2 separate regions of the Homo sapiens genome follow, and region 1 is linked to region 2. Evidence: chromatin loops called from intact Hi-C (ENCODE). Cell type or tissue: MCF 10A. All regions are shown on one strand. Each heading gives the region's core, and the rest is flanking DNA. Links, peaks and the distances in the headings are about the cores only. Region 1 overlaps APIP (APAF1 interacting protein). Region 2 holds the start of ELF5 (E74 like ETS transcription factor 5).

What was found. Hi-C counts contacts between places; a loop is a spot of excess contacts. Peaks named below come from ENCODE experiments on the same cell type or tissue, not always from the same donor. Only the 100,000 strongest peaks of a DNase experiment are listed, where the experiment ranks them.
Region 1: a loop joins it to region 2, with 19 times the contacts of the local background. A loop is called at or near these places in 31 of 110 quality-filtered maps.

Annotation. Positions count from the first base shown.
Region 1 is chr11:34,888,504-34,895,261 of GRCh38, forward strand. APIP (APAF1 interacting protein) reads right to left here. Exons shown (of 7, transcript NM_015957.4): 2 at 6,507-6,607; 3 at 2,001-2,049; 4 at 249-366. Among named protein-coding and RNA genes, the nearest start is that of APIP, 24 kb to the right of the region's middle. In MCF 10A, for the core only: a CTCF peak has its summit at 2,531 (motif pointing left); a DNase peak (open chromatin) is centred at 2,528.
Region 2 is chr11:34,510,060-34,516,817 of GRCh38, forward strand. ELF5 (E74 like ETS transcription factor 5) reads right to left here and starts at 3,735. Exons shown (of 7, transcript NM_001422.4): 1 at 3,618-3,735. In MCF 10A, for the core only: a CTCF peak has its summit at 2,969 (motif pointing right); a DNase peak (open chromatin) is centred at 2,972.

The DNA of each region.
Region 1 (6,758 bases), core at 1,510-4,009, 380 kb after region 2:
TTATACTTATATTTACATATGGTTATGGGCTTATTTTTCCTGGCATGGAATAAGTTGGTAGTAGGCAGGAGGGTAAGTGGAATAATGGACCTTCCTCATAGGTTGATGTGAGAACTGAGTAAGTTCATGCACTTCAAGTTCTTGCACATGGTGGGTATCCAAGAAATGTTAACTGAAATAATAATTACCATTATTTAGAGGAGCCTACTCTGCAAATATTCTTTATGTTGAATATATTTTCTGCATACCTCTCATTGTGTAAGCATTCATGAAAAGAGGAGTACACTGGCTTTTTTTTAGCTTCTTCGATGGCGAAGGTCCACTTATGTCCTTTTCATTTATATCACAAACAAACATGTCTTCAGGCTATTTATAGAGGGGAAAAAAAGAAAAAAAGAAGGCTTGTAAAATATCAATTAGAAATGTTCCTTTTCTTGTGTACATATACATAAGAATACAAGAAAGTTTATCTATAGTATACATACTTGTGTGTATATTTAGTATACATATACATAGAGTGCTAATATATGCATATATTTAACTTACATTTTAAATATATAATTATAGTTTCTCAAAATAATTTAGCAATTTTGAGAAATAAAACAGTGATTTCTACTAGTAAAAATATTCTCAGAAGTTTAATACAAATCCCAAAAATTAAAAAAAATTTGAAGACAAAAAATGATATGGAAAATTACTATTTATGTAATGATGTTACTGCTGTCATTTCAACAATTTAGCTTCTCAACTTTGCCCTATAATTTCACAACTGTATTTCAGAAAGTCTATATAAAGAAATCGACATTCCAAAGATGGGTGTTAAAATTTTTTTCCCCACATTTTGTTAGATAAAAGCAAAATTTTGAGTAATTTTTCTAACCCTTGAGAAATTTAGATGGTACTCAGAAAGGTTAATCTCAATAAGGTATATTCTTCTTAAAGCTTAAGAAATTATGTAGATCTACAGGTTTTTCTTTTTTTTTTTAACTTTTATTTTAGGTCCAGGGGTACATGTGGAGGTTTGTTACATAGGTAAATTGCATGTTACAAGAGTCTGGTGTACAGATTATTTTGTCACCCATGTAATAAGCATAGTAACTGACAGCAGTTTTTCCATCCTCACTTTCCTCCCACCCTCCACCCTCCAGTAGGTCCCAGTGTGTATTGCTCCCTTCTTTGTGACTGTATGTACTCAATGTTTAGCTCCCACTGTAAGTGAGAACATGCGGTATTTGATTTTTCTGTTCCTGCATTAATTCACTTAGGATAATGGTTTCCAGCTCCACTCATGTTGCTGCAAAGGACATGATCTTGTTCTTTATTATGGCTGCATACTAATCCATGGTATATATGTACCACATTTTCTTTCGCCAGTCTACTGTTGATGGGTATCTGATCCACATACAGTAAAGCATGCGTATTTCTGTAGCTTTTATCTGCCAGGATTTATTAAAAAACTACAATACAAATGTTTTATTAACAAAGCAGCTTTTCTTTTTTTTCTTGCATTAGAAGTTAAATAATTATGTGTTTGCTTTAACTAGATTTGGGGTATTATTCTGGCATTAACACAGAATAAGACTTCTCAAAATTTGAAACAAAGTTTCATAACTTGAAATCCTGAAATTAGAATAACTTTGCTATTAGGAAATATGAATTAATTTGGTTCATCTGAGACCATCAATCTGATTATTCCACCAGCCTGATAAAGATCGTAGTGTTATAAAGCTGCAAAGTTATAATTGCTCTTTACTGTGATTTAAGATTGCACTATTCACTTTTGCCCCCTATAGGTTGAATGAGATTTCAAAACATACACCGGTTGTATGGAAGATATCTACCACCTTACAAAACATTTAATAATTACTCAATAAATGTTTGCTGATTAGTTATTCAAATTGCTATGATAAAATGAATGTTTTCTCTTAAAATTAATTCCATTTCATAAAACAGTAATTAAGAAGAAAAGACACTGAGGTTAAAGAATCCCATTACCATACCTGAATTCGTTCCTTTTGCACTCCTGAAGGAGCAATGTAGATTTCATCGCTGGCAACACAAAACATACAAATTGGTATTTATTTATTTCCTGCTTTTGCACAAAGAAAAGTTTGCAGTCCAATCATGCATGTTCTTTATAAATCAAGCAATACAGCCAGTTGCTTGATTTAATTATGGATTTTGGCTGCATAGAAAGAAAGCCAAACTACATCAATGCCTTTGTAGTGCTGGTGGCATTGTAGAATATTAGTTGTTGCTTTTGTCTTCTACGTTTCATATATATTTATTCTTTTTATAGTGCAAAGTTGGTGGTAACCAGGCTTTTATCCTGTTAGGGGAATAAAAATCTGAAAACATAAGTTTTCAGCGTCTTTAAACATGAATAAGCAGAGTTTAACCTATGTGAAATACAGTTATTCTAAAATCCAATCTGGAAAATATGCTCAATAGAAGTATATTTCTGTCATGCAAAGAATCAGGTTTGATTTATTGTTTGAAATGCTCTTCTTAAACCATGAAGTTCAGAGACCTCTGCTGGACAGTTTCTTAAATTACTGTATTAACACTGGGCTACTTTTTGGATAGAATCACATGCTTCCCATTTGAAAAGCATACATATCTTGGAAAAAAATTTAGTAATAAAGCTAAAACAACTACAAAGAGTTCAAAATATCAGAATGGCTACATGTGAAGATCTCTTTGTTACAGGATGTTGGACTAAGGGAGATGCTATAGACTACCATTTACCACAAGGTGCTCTCAAATTTGATTTGGAAATTAATTTCAAATCTTCTCTAAATTCCCTCCACCCTCAACAACAACTAAACAAACGTCCCTTGGCTCACATATCAGGTTTTTTCTCTTCTCGCTGGATATCTTTGATAACTTACCAGTTTCAGTTGCTGCCAGAGAGTATTAATGAGCTACTGCATATATGCAAACCAAGAAAATGCCAGTACCTGCATGCTCTAGTTTCTGCTAGTAAGGCACAGACACAGGGATATTGAACAAATATCAAACATTTCATAGTGTAAATGAGGATGATGGCCTATATACCAAGCTGCTGAAGTTCAGGTTGCTAATAAACCTGTAGGCTTGGAACCGATAAAAATCTAAGGTGAAATCAAAGTTTCTTTAAGGTTCCACTGATAAAGTCTAGAAAACAAATGTCTGATAATGTGAGTGGAAATCCAATGCACTGTTAGCTGCACGCGAGCATTTGCTTTCATGAAGTGGCTATTGTTTCCGAGTTCTGCAACATAAGGATAACATAAAGGGACATTCCTCTGCAACCAGTGAGAATGGGTTGGGATCATACTATTAACAAGGGCTCTTTGTGAATACCAGTGATCCAAATCTTGTGTCCTTGTGTAACATGGAAGAAGCTCTAGGATGGTACATGGTCCACTCACCTCCACAGATAAGTGGACTTGTGGGTCTTCTTATGTGGGGAGAAATTTATGCAGTCCTGGGAATAGACTCAAATAAAGTACAAAATGGTCTGCTGGTAAGTAAAACCCATCTATAAAGTAGGAAAACCAAGGGTACTCTGTTTATTCAAGTGACTTGGTATGTTGTAAATGTCTTTGTAAAATGGAAATTAATTTAGACTTTGATGAACTTTGGGTAATTAAAAGATTAGCCAAATGTTTTAGAAAAATATATTTACACCTACAAAGAAAGAGATATCTGGATAAAAATATAAAAATGACAGAGCTTTTTAGAATAGAAACATGCCAAATATTAAAGTGAAATATCTACTTGGTGCTTTAAGCCACAAACAGAAAGCATTTTGAATTTCAAGTTACTAAATTTTGGAATATACTTCTCTGTACTCCTGCATTTTCACTGTGGTAAGCAAGGGCCAAACCCCAAGAGGTCAAAATACATCTATGTTCAGTTGCTTCTATTTTTATTTGCTTTCTGGTCAGTTAAAAAATAATTTAAATCTTATAGTGCCTCAATTATTTTGTCTACAATGTGACTTTATTAATTGTAGTCCTAATCACATGCAACAGGATCAGTCTCTCTGACACCTGTCAATATTACTCTGTGAAAACAGGAAATTATAAATTTGAATGATAGCGACCCAACCTAAACACAGTAGCTATTGAGTATCCTGGAATTGCCTTGATTACTATTATTTTCTTGGTCATTTATTTCCTTCTTCTGACTTAATTTTTGGTACCACATACTTGTAGCATAAGCTGGAATGGTCCAGTCAAATCTTGGAATTAGTAAATCATTTTATGTTCCCAAAGAGCTTATTGTCTGTATTATTCTGGAAACATAATTTATTGCGTTTGCATTTTATTCCAAATTTATTTGCCCTAAGCATCAAAGAGCCAAACTTTCACTAACAACATGAGAATAGTATTGCTGATAATGCTAGTGACTTATTAAGTCATTTAAATATTAGGGAAAAAAACCAACATTTTACTACAAAATATTCATTTTACTATGTAAAGCACAAATTTAATAAGATTCCAAATACAGTGCCATGTGACTGTGGCTCTTTCCTTCCATGACCTCCACACCCATTAAGAACTAAGGATAAAGCATTTCACATATATGATGAAAATTTCCTATGAGCTGATTTTAGTGCTATAAAAGCCCATTTAATTTTAAAAGATGCGCCAATGAGTGGTTTATGGTGGTCACATAAAATGGTAGTGCATGGATTAGTAAAATTCTACTAGAAAGAACATAGTCCTTTATGTCTTTTTGATCAAAAATATTTCATCTTGAGTCCTGCATTCACCTATTTTTAACTTTGCTAGTTTTTTTAAAGAGCCAGTTGGAAATGGTTATTTTAGCTCATTTGGTAGAAAGCTTTATTTTATACATACACAAACTATTTCTGAACATGCAAATAAAAAGCAGTTAACTAAAGACAGCATTTAGAATATGATTTATTATAAATAATACAGTTGGGAAACTATATTACTGGGACTCAACTTCTAAATGGATACATGAAACAAGAATAAATGTTGTTATCGTAGGATTTGCTGTGAATAGGCCATCTTGAAAGTTTTGGCAAAATAATGTGAAAGCTTGAGCAATGCTGTATTTACACATTAGCAACTAGGCTGATGGTAAGAGAGGAGGCACAGATGGATTTATTGATCTACCATATGGAACATAATCTTACTAGACTGAGAGCATACTTTTATCCCTAACTGTGCCAGTTGTTAACAGAGGAACCTCTTGTCATTTCCCAATGTTCAATGAAAATTTCATGAGTTAACTCAGTAATTTAAAGCAGATAAAATTATAATGGCATCATCTTGTGGTGTACCATTGAATCCCTTTTGTTCCCAATGTTCTGATTATATTTTACATTCCATTCCTTAATATGCAATGCAGCCTCCTTGGGGGCATGACTATATATATTCAACAGCACATAAATATTTTAATAATCCAATTTTGTTAAAGAAAGTGAATTAGAATGAAGTAATAAATCAACATCACTCAATTTAACACACAACCTCCAGACAATAATATTCCTAACACATTTCAGGAGGAAAAAAAGATTAATCCTGTATTGGAAATCCTTGAATGAGATTCTATAATCTTAATTTCATTGATAGCAAGTTACTTCTTACTCACAGTTACTAATACTTACTTTATTTCTTCATCTTCTTGAATAAATGACACTAAATAAATACAATGAGCAATTGAATACTATTTATCCTTTCTGCTTCAATTTAAGTCCAGTACATCTTGTTTTGTCCTCTGAGGAATACAGATTAGCAGGCACTATATTCATTAATGATACAGGTGCTTAGAAAGCATACTGCCGTTCTTTTGATTCAATAAAAAATAATTATTAGGATTTTTAATGATTAGTCATCTGTATTTAAGTGACTTTGAAATATGTATCTGGGAGGTCAAGGCAGGTGGGTTGCTTGAGCCTAGGAGTTTGAGACCAGCCCATGCAACTTAGTGAGACCCAGTCTCTACAAAAAAAAAAAAAAAAAAAACCCCAGAAAAAATTAGCCAGGCGTGGTCGCACATGCCTGTAGTCCCAGCTGCCCAGGAGGATGAGGTAGGAGGATTGTTTAAGCCTGGGAAGTCAAGGCTGCAGTGAGCCATGATCGCCCCACTGCACTCCAGCCTGGGTGACAGAGCAAGACTCTGTTTCAAAAACCAAAGTACCTGAACCTTTGAAACAAATCCTATCTACCTAGAGAGGATCCTCTAGAATCTCAGGTATATGAACATACTTGGTAGCATGTTATTTAACTCTGGTACTCAAAAACTGAGTATTAAGTTATTGTGATTTGAAATTGTGGATCTTCAGTCTTTAGCTATTTGACATATCTGCAGCTTTTGTACATTGCTTCCATTCAGTTACACAAATGTCCACTTGTCCATTTAGAAACTAAAGACCTTCAGTATCACATAAAACTGATCATCAGTTGTTCTTTGGATATAACACATTAGACTTGCTGTGGTCTACTCAAATGGAGAGTTCCCAGTAATAAAGGCTGCCAGAAACTTACCCATGCTTCAAGCTAATTCCTCCTCCAGTCCCAGTGACCCAGCCTAAATGGTAAAACTGTTTGCAAAGTTCTGGGATCAGGTATCTTGGATGCTCCTTGTCCTTAAAAAGAAGGTAATGATTTTTAAAACAGACATCATTTTATCAAGTAACTATTCCAGCTGGTGTTTCTAATAAGAAGCCAATTTAAGAAAGTTTAAGAAAACATACTATAGAAAGAGTACAGTGAAGGAAAAAACTATTACAAACATAT
Region 2 (6,758 bases), core at 1,952-4,451:
TCAATAGTATTTTTACCTCTTTTAATATTGTTATTCTTTCTCCTCTTTATACCGGCCTACTCACTTGATCTGTAATCTCTCTAGTGCTATACACAATGCTGTATCTGATTCCCTTTGGTAATTCCTTCTAAGGCAAATTATATCCATTAAGTTTTTGTAAAGGGCCTTCTCAGGTGTACAGCATGCTATTTTTCTTCTGTAATTATTTCTTGCTTTTGGAAAAAATATCTTTTATAAAAGCAGAAAAAGGTGTTTTTTTTTTTTTTTCCTGTTACAGCAGGAGTGGGTGTTATTAACTCTGGGCTCTCCACAAAAGACCTTGGCTACTTAGCCAGCATGCAGTAGGTGTGAGAGTTCAAGAATAATGGCTGCTTTGTATTCAGTAGCCTCTCTTCTCTAGGCCCTCTAAGGTCCTTGCAATAATTGAACATTTTAGCTCTTAAGGACTTCTTTAGTGGAGGTAGAGCAGGATAGGTGTGAAAAGGCAGATGTCCAGAGCCCCCTTTCTCAGAAGTAACACTGAGGCCCAGGGATATGTGAACACAGGCCTGAGGTTAGGCCAGGCCTGCTCAAGGGGGGTGATATTGCCCCCCTCTTTAGGGAACAAAGATGAGTTCTTGGGGATCAAAAAACTGAGTTATTAATTACAGTGTTTTATCATGCTCCAAAGGTCTACAGTAGATGTATAGTTTATCTCTGGTACTCACATTTCTGGTGGGGAGATGATTAAGAAAAAATGACCTAAAAAGTGTCCTTAGGAGAAGTGATAAAAAAAAGGTGGAGAAGCGCTGTGATAGATCCACCTAGTGTCAGCGCCAGTACAGACAGGGATCTGCTGGGAGGTCTCTTGGCCTGCTGTTCTGGACATACTTTTCATTTTGTGAGGGACTAGCTGGCTCATCATGGAAGGAGCCCTGGGCCTGGAGTTATGATTCTGCCTCTTGCCCCTCTCCAAATCTCAGTTCTTCAACTACTAAACAAGAACACAGATAAAACAGCCCCCAAGGTCTGCCCTAACTCTGTGACTTTCTGCAGACACCCACCTGATTGAGCCAACACATCCAAACCTGGGCACTCACACACATATGCATACACATTGATTATATTTGCATTTTTTTGGTCAAGCAAGTCCACCAAATTGGAGGAAAATCCAACCACTACACACAGACTGAACTTTTAGTGCTGAAAAAGCTCCCTGATTTCCTCTTCTCCCTTTTCTCCTGTGCCCACTGCCTTCTACCCCAGTTGGAGGTAGATACCTCAGGACAACTGGATATTCTTTGCCCAGCCTAGCTGGGTACCTTAAACACTCTGGACCCTCACTCACTGCCCACCGATAGATCCGTGGAAGCTGGAATCAGTTTCCCCCAAATGTAGTCATCATTCTAGCTGCCTAGTAAGTAGGAAAAGCTCAAGAATGATTAACACAAGGTGGTGGAATCAGGTGGGCTCACTTCACACATGAGAAAGTTGGCTGCAGGTACCTGTGGGAGTGAGGCAGAGATGGCATGGAAGCTGAGGTCCCCAGATGCCTCCAGTGGCTTCTGAACCCTTCTCAGAGCTGGCTCACACACCAAATGCACACAGAGAGGGTCCACCGAGTTGGAGGGACAGGCCTGTGGGCTTCTCAGTGTCACACAAATCAGAGGCAGCAATAACAGGTGTGGCTCCCATGGCCTGAGCAACCCGGCACCCCTGCTCAGCCTCCCAGAGAGAGGGGAAGGAGCAAACCACTCAGCCTTGGCCAGTTTGCCAGAGGAGGAAAATTCCTTCCTGACTCTGGTGGTGATCATCAACTTCACTCTGGGCATGTGACCAAAAATTGGCCCAATTAAGCATCTACACATTGGCTGTTTACGGGCCAAATCATCACTGGGCAGAACTAGGCCATAGGGTGCAAAATATAGAAAAAAGTGGCCAAGATTGGGCTTCCTCAACCCCACCCTCTGAGTGGTATCATTGGGAAGAAAATCGGTTTTCCTTCCTTAAAGCCTCAGTGATACCCAAATGTCCACTCCGTCCCAAGACTTGTGAGCAAGGGAGGGTCAATTTCCCAGCCCTTGGACCTCCCTAAGAAGGGGCCCACTGAGGAGAACCCAGTGGAGTATTTCAACACTTACTGCTAAAGAAAGATTGAGGGTTGGGTGCTTGAGGGTTTGTTCTTCTGAGAGGAACCCTAGCAACTGTGAGAACCAATTTGCTGACCTCTTGTCAAGTGATTCCTCATTTTTCTTTAGCTCGCTTAGGGAGTTTGCGTGTTTGTTTGTTTGTAGCTGTTTTTCTGAAGGTGCAGCGAAGATCCAAAAAGGTATGCCATGTAGTTTGCTGTAGGCTTCGATGCAAAGCTTACCAGTTTTGGATTACATATATCAGGGGTTAAATCCTACCTCTGCTGCTGCGAACGTGGGGCACATTTCTTACTACCCAGACTGCTGAAATTCTTAAGCTTTTTTTCATATAGATGTGGTATATAAATATTCATGCCCCTCTTCGAACTACGGTTTCCTCATCTCTAAAATGGGGATTTTTTTTTTTTTAAATCATGCAATCCGATATATGCAAAGGACGGGGCATAATACATATATTCAATCCTGTTTTAGAGGGAAAAATCAGCCATCAACAATGTATCTAAAAATTTGCCACTCTGGTGACTTCTGAAAAAGGGAGATGACCAAACTGAAAACTCCGGCCCGAGAATACCTTAGATTATGAAAAACAGTATTGCAGAGAACACGAAGACAACAGAATCAAGCGTTCACTCGGATGGGCAAACCACCCCTTTCCCTGGGTCTCTGGACTAGACTGAACCACAGAGCTGCCTCCCTAAGTCATCTAGCCTTTCTGGCCTCAGTTTCCTCATCTGTAACATGAAGCGATTGCACCTAGTGATGTCTGACACACTTTCGGGCGTACAAAAGGCATCCACACGCAGGCCCGGCTTCAGCCTGAGGAGGGAGCTTGTGCTACCTGTCGCTGTCAGCAGGGGGCAACCCCACAGAAACCCCACACACTGCAGAGTCTGACAAGGCCTGAGAACACAGTGGAAAAACGCTAACCATTGCTTTTCTGGAAGCATTCTCTTCTGGGGAGATGTCAGAGGGCAAATGGGTTTCTTTTAAAACTGTTTTGTACAAATTCCTGAAAATGCCCCAAACTATAATAAGGGAGTTCTCTGTATCGAGGGGGTGGGGGACAGTGGGCAGGCCGGTGGGGAAAGGAATTCAGTCAGGGGAGAAGGGTAGGTGGGGGGCTTTCCTTGAAGCTGAATATTTTTCTGAGTAAAATCCAGCTTCCCTTCCTAAAGAAGCTTTAGGGAGGATAGAGAACTGAGCGCCTGGGCGCGTTCTCTTAATTCCCCTTGGTTCAGCTAAGGGATCCAGAGGGAGTGGTGGCTGTGAGGAGGGCTGGTGGCCACACGGCCTGCGGAGGCAAGCAGGTCTCTCTGAGGCAAGCCGTCACATCCGTGTCAAACAGCTCCCGGAGGCCCTGGGACTGCACCCAGCGCAGGTGCCGGCCCTGGAGCTGGAGATGGACGAGCAGACCCAGGCCCCAGGCCGAGCCTCTGAGCCCTGACACCCCTTACGATTCATCCAAAAAAGCAAAGAAAAGGCGCTTACGTGAGGGCAGCGGTGGCTAGGTCCAAAGAGGAGGCTTTCAAGGCAAGAGAAGGCAGGCGCTCCCAGCACCAGCGTGCAGTGGAAATAAAGACACCTGTAGCCTTGTGATATAAGTGACACCTACAGACAGGTCCGTTTGGTTTTTCAGGTTTACGCACAGCCCCTTTGATGACGGTGACATACAGTGTGACACGGCTCCTTGGAGGGGGGGAAATGGTTCTCATATGCAGAAAGTTTACCTTTATCCTGCTTTTGTGCGCAGCTCACCCCTGCCCTGCAACCCCCCACTCCCAGCCCAGGGGACTCAGTAAACAAGCAGAAAATTCTTGTCCCTGGGAGCTGTGCGGGGATCGTGCGTTTGGTGAGGAATTTTCCTCTGTGCAAGCTGGAGGGGAAACACAGAGATTCCACCCTGGTGCCGGTCTGCGCTGCCTCTCTCCCAGGCTGGCTGAGCCCAGTGCTTTTGTAAGATCATGTCTTTCTCCGTTTTTCCCATGTGGTGAGAAGGAAGAGCATTATAGGCCCAGTGTTAAGACCTCAGGTTTTGCAGCTAGTTGCCTTTAGATTCAAATTCAGTGTCCATCATTTCCTAGCTGTGCTACCTAGAAAAATGTAGCTAACATCTCTGGGCTTCATGAGTGTAATGTAAGTGATGGGGCCTCTCCTCATGTGGATGCCAGCTCTCAGGTGTCTCGCTGAGAACTGCCCGCTTTTTAGTACTTCTTCGTGACAACAGAAACTCTGCCTAATTTAGGCTGCAAAGCACAGTGTCCCAGGTCATCTATGAGACAGGTATTTATAACCCTGTGCCTTTTTGCATTCTGCTTCTAGCCATCTTGGGCAGCCGAGATGTTGTATTCAAATGGCAGACTCCAAGCTTTAAAGCGAAAGCAAGGACTGGTTTGTTATGTTTTCTTGGGATCACCGGGCATGGTTACAAACACACAAATACAAATACGCATATAGTCTGCAGAAACAAAAGGCAGTTCGTGAGAGGATTCGGGGTGTCATCATGGAAAAATTGTTGAAGGAAGATAGGTGACTGCCTAGACCCCTATCTTGGCTGGGTAACCTGGACTTCTCTGGGCTTCATTTTTCCCCAGTGGCAAAAGGAGGAAGTGGGATTGAAATAGTGATTTTTTTCAAACTGTGACTTGAGGAACCCCAGGGGCTCCCTGGAGCCCTTACAAGGACTTTTGCGGGTGAGAGGATGGGAGTGGAGTAGAGTGGGTTAGGCTCTAGACCACCCCGTTCCTTCCTGACTCAATAAGAGCATCTCAGCTTTTATATAAATCTTCCGGGTAAGATTTCATTTGAACAAAAGAATCTGCCCTTAGAAAGGGTTTGCAAGTAACTGGATTACATGGTCTTTGGGCCTCTTTCAAGCTTTAAAATTCTGTACTTCTCTTCCTCTTTGGTTTCTAGGGGACTGTGCACTGTGATAGTCCCACACACTGTGTTTTCCATTGTTGGGCACTGGCCTATCTTGTCATTGATTTCTGAAATGTTACCAGTGTTTCTTTCTGAACATATACATTCTTCTCAGTGGAGAGGTTTTTAGGGAAAACATGTTATTCTGATACTGTTTTTAGAAAGAGTCTTTTGGGCTGGGCGCAGTGGCTCATGCCTGTAATCCCAGCACTTTGGGAGGCCGAGGCAAGCAGATCATGAGGTCAGGAGTTCAAGACCAGCCTGGCCAACCTGGTGAAACCCCATCTCTATTAAAAATACAAAAATTAGCTGGGCGTGGTGGTGCACATCTGTAATCCCAGCTACTCAGGAGGCTGAGGCAGGAGAATCGCTTGAACCCAGGAGGCGGAGGTTGCAGTGAGCCGAGATAACGCCATTGCGCTCCAGCCGAGGCAACAGAGTGAGACTCCATCTCAAAAAAAAAAAAGAGTCTTTTGGAGAAATTATATTTTTTCTATACTCTTTTGGCTCAATTTTTTCCCCAGGGGCTGTGGCTGCCCAACTGACTCAATTATTTGAGTATAAAAGTCTTCTGACAATGGATGTACAAGACCATGAACTCTGTTTGTCTCACGGTCCCAAATGAATAATATAGCATTTCTGGGTGCCCGTGTGTGAAATTGCAGGCTTCTGGATCAGTGGATAAAAGGGATGATTAAGATAAACCCAAAATAAAAGAAGAATTTGACTCTAATTAAGTGTAACTATCACTTTAAACTTAAATTTGATTGGAATGGAGATCTTGGATGATATTGAACATGAAGCATCTAAGAACTTCATTATGAGTGTTGAATGACAACAAGAATGGGGACTGGGGATGGAAGAGGAAGGTAAAAGGACTAGGGTGGAGGGAGGGGGCAGAAGAAGGAATGAGACATTTTAGAACTCCCAGCCTATCCTGCTTCTGGTGTCCTGGCTATACAGCAATATTAAGTAACACCAATTGGGCTTATAATTGTAACGTAGTGGCTAAGAAAACAGATTCTGGAAGGAGACTTCCCAAGTTTGAATCTCTGATCTGCCATTTGCTGTCTGGGTGAGTCTGGGAAGCCTATTGAACATCTCTGCATCCCAGTTGCCTCATCTGTAAAATGGGAAAAAAGGAATACATTTCCTGTAGGGTTGTTGTGTGAATTAAATGAGTGAAAACTTGGGGAGTAGAAGGAGCCCTAACTAAGTGTGGCTTATTTACATTTTGACCTGTTATATTCCTTACATTAAATTTTCATACATATTCGACAAGGAAGTTACTGATCATCTCTAATTTACAGATGAGGAAACTGAGGCACAGAGAGGTTAAGTAACTTGTTCACGGTCACACAGCTAAGTGGTAGAGCAAGTATTTTAGTCTAGGCTGCCTGCCTCTGGAGCCCATCCTCTTAACTGTTGTGCTAATCAGTTTCTGGGTGCTCCTGGGGCAGTTCTTTGCGGATAGGGAGGAGAGAATCACACCTAAAGAGCATCTATGATGTACCAAGTATTGTGCTGGGATGACTCACTTGTATTTCCTTGGTAATTTTTCACAATTATCGTGGGAGGTAGCTATCACTATTTTCTTTTTTAAGACAAAGAAACAGAGGTGCCATGATTGCTGAGGCTCACCCAGTTGGTCAGTGGCCAAACCTGCACTGAACTCAGGCCTGACCAATGTTAAAGGCAAGCTGTGGAAAC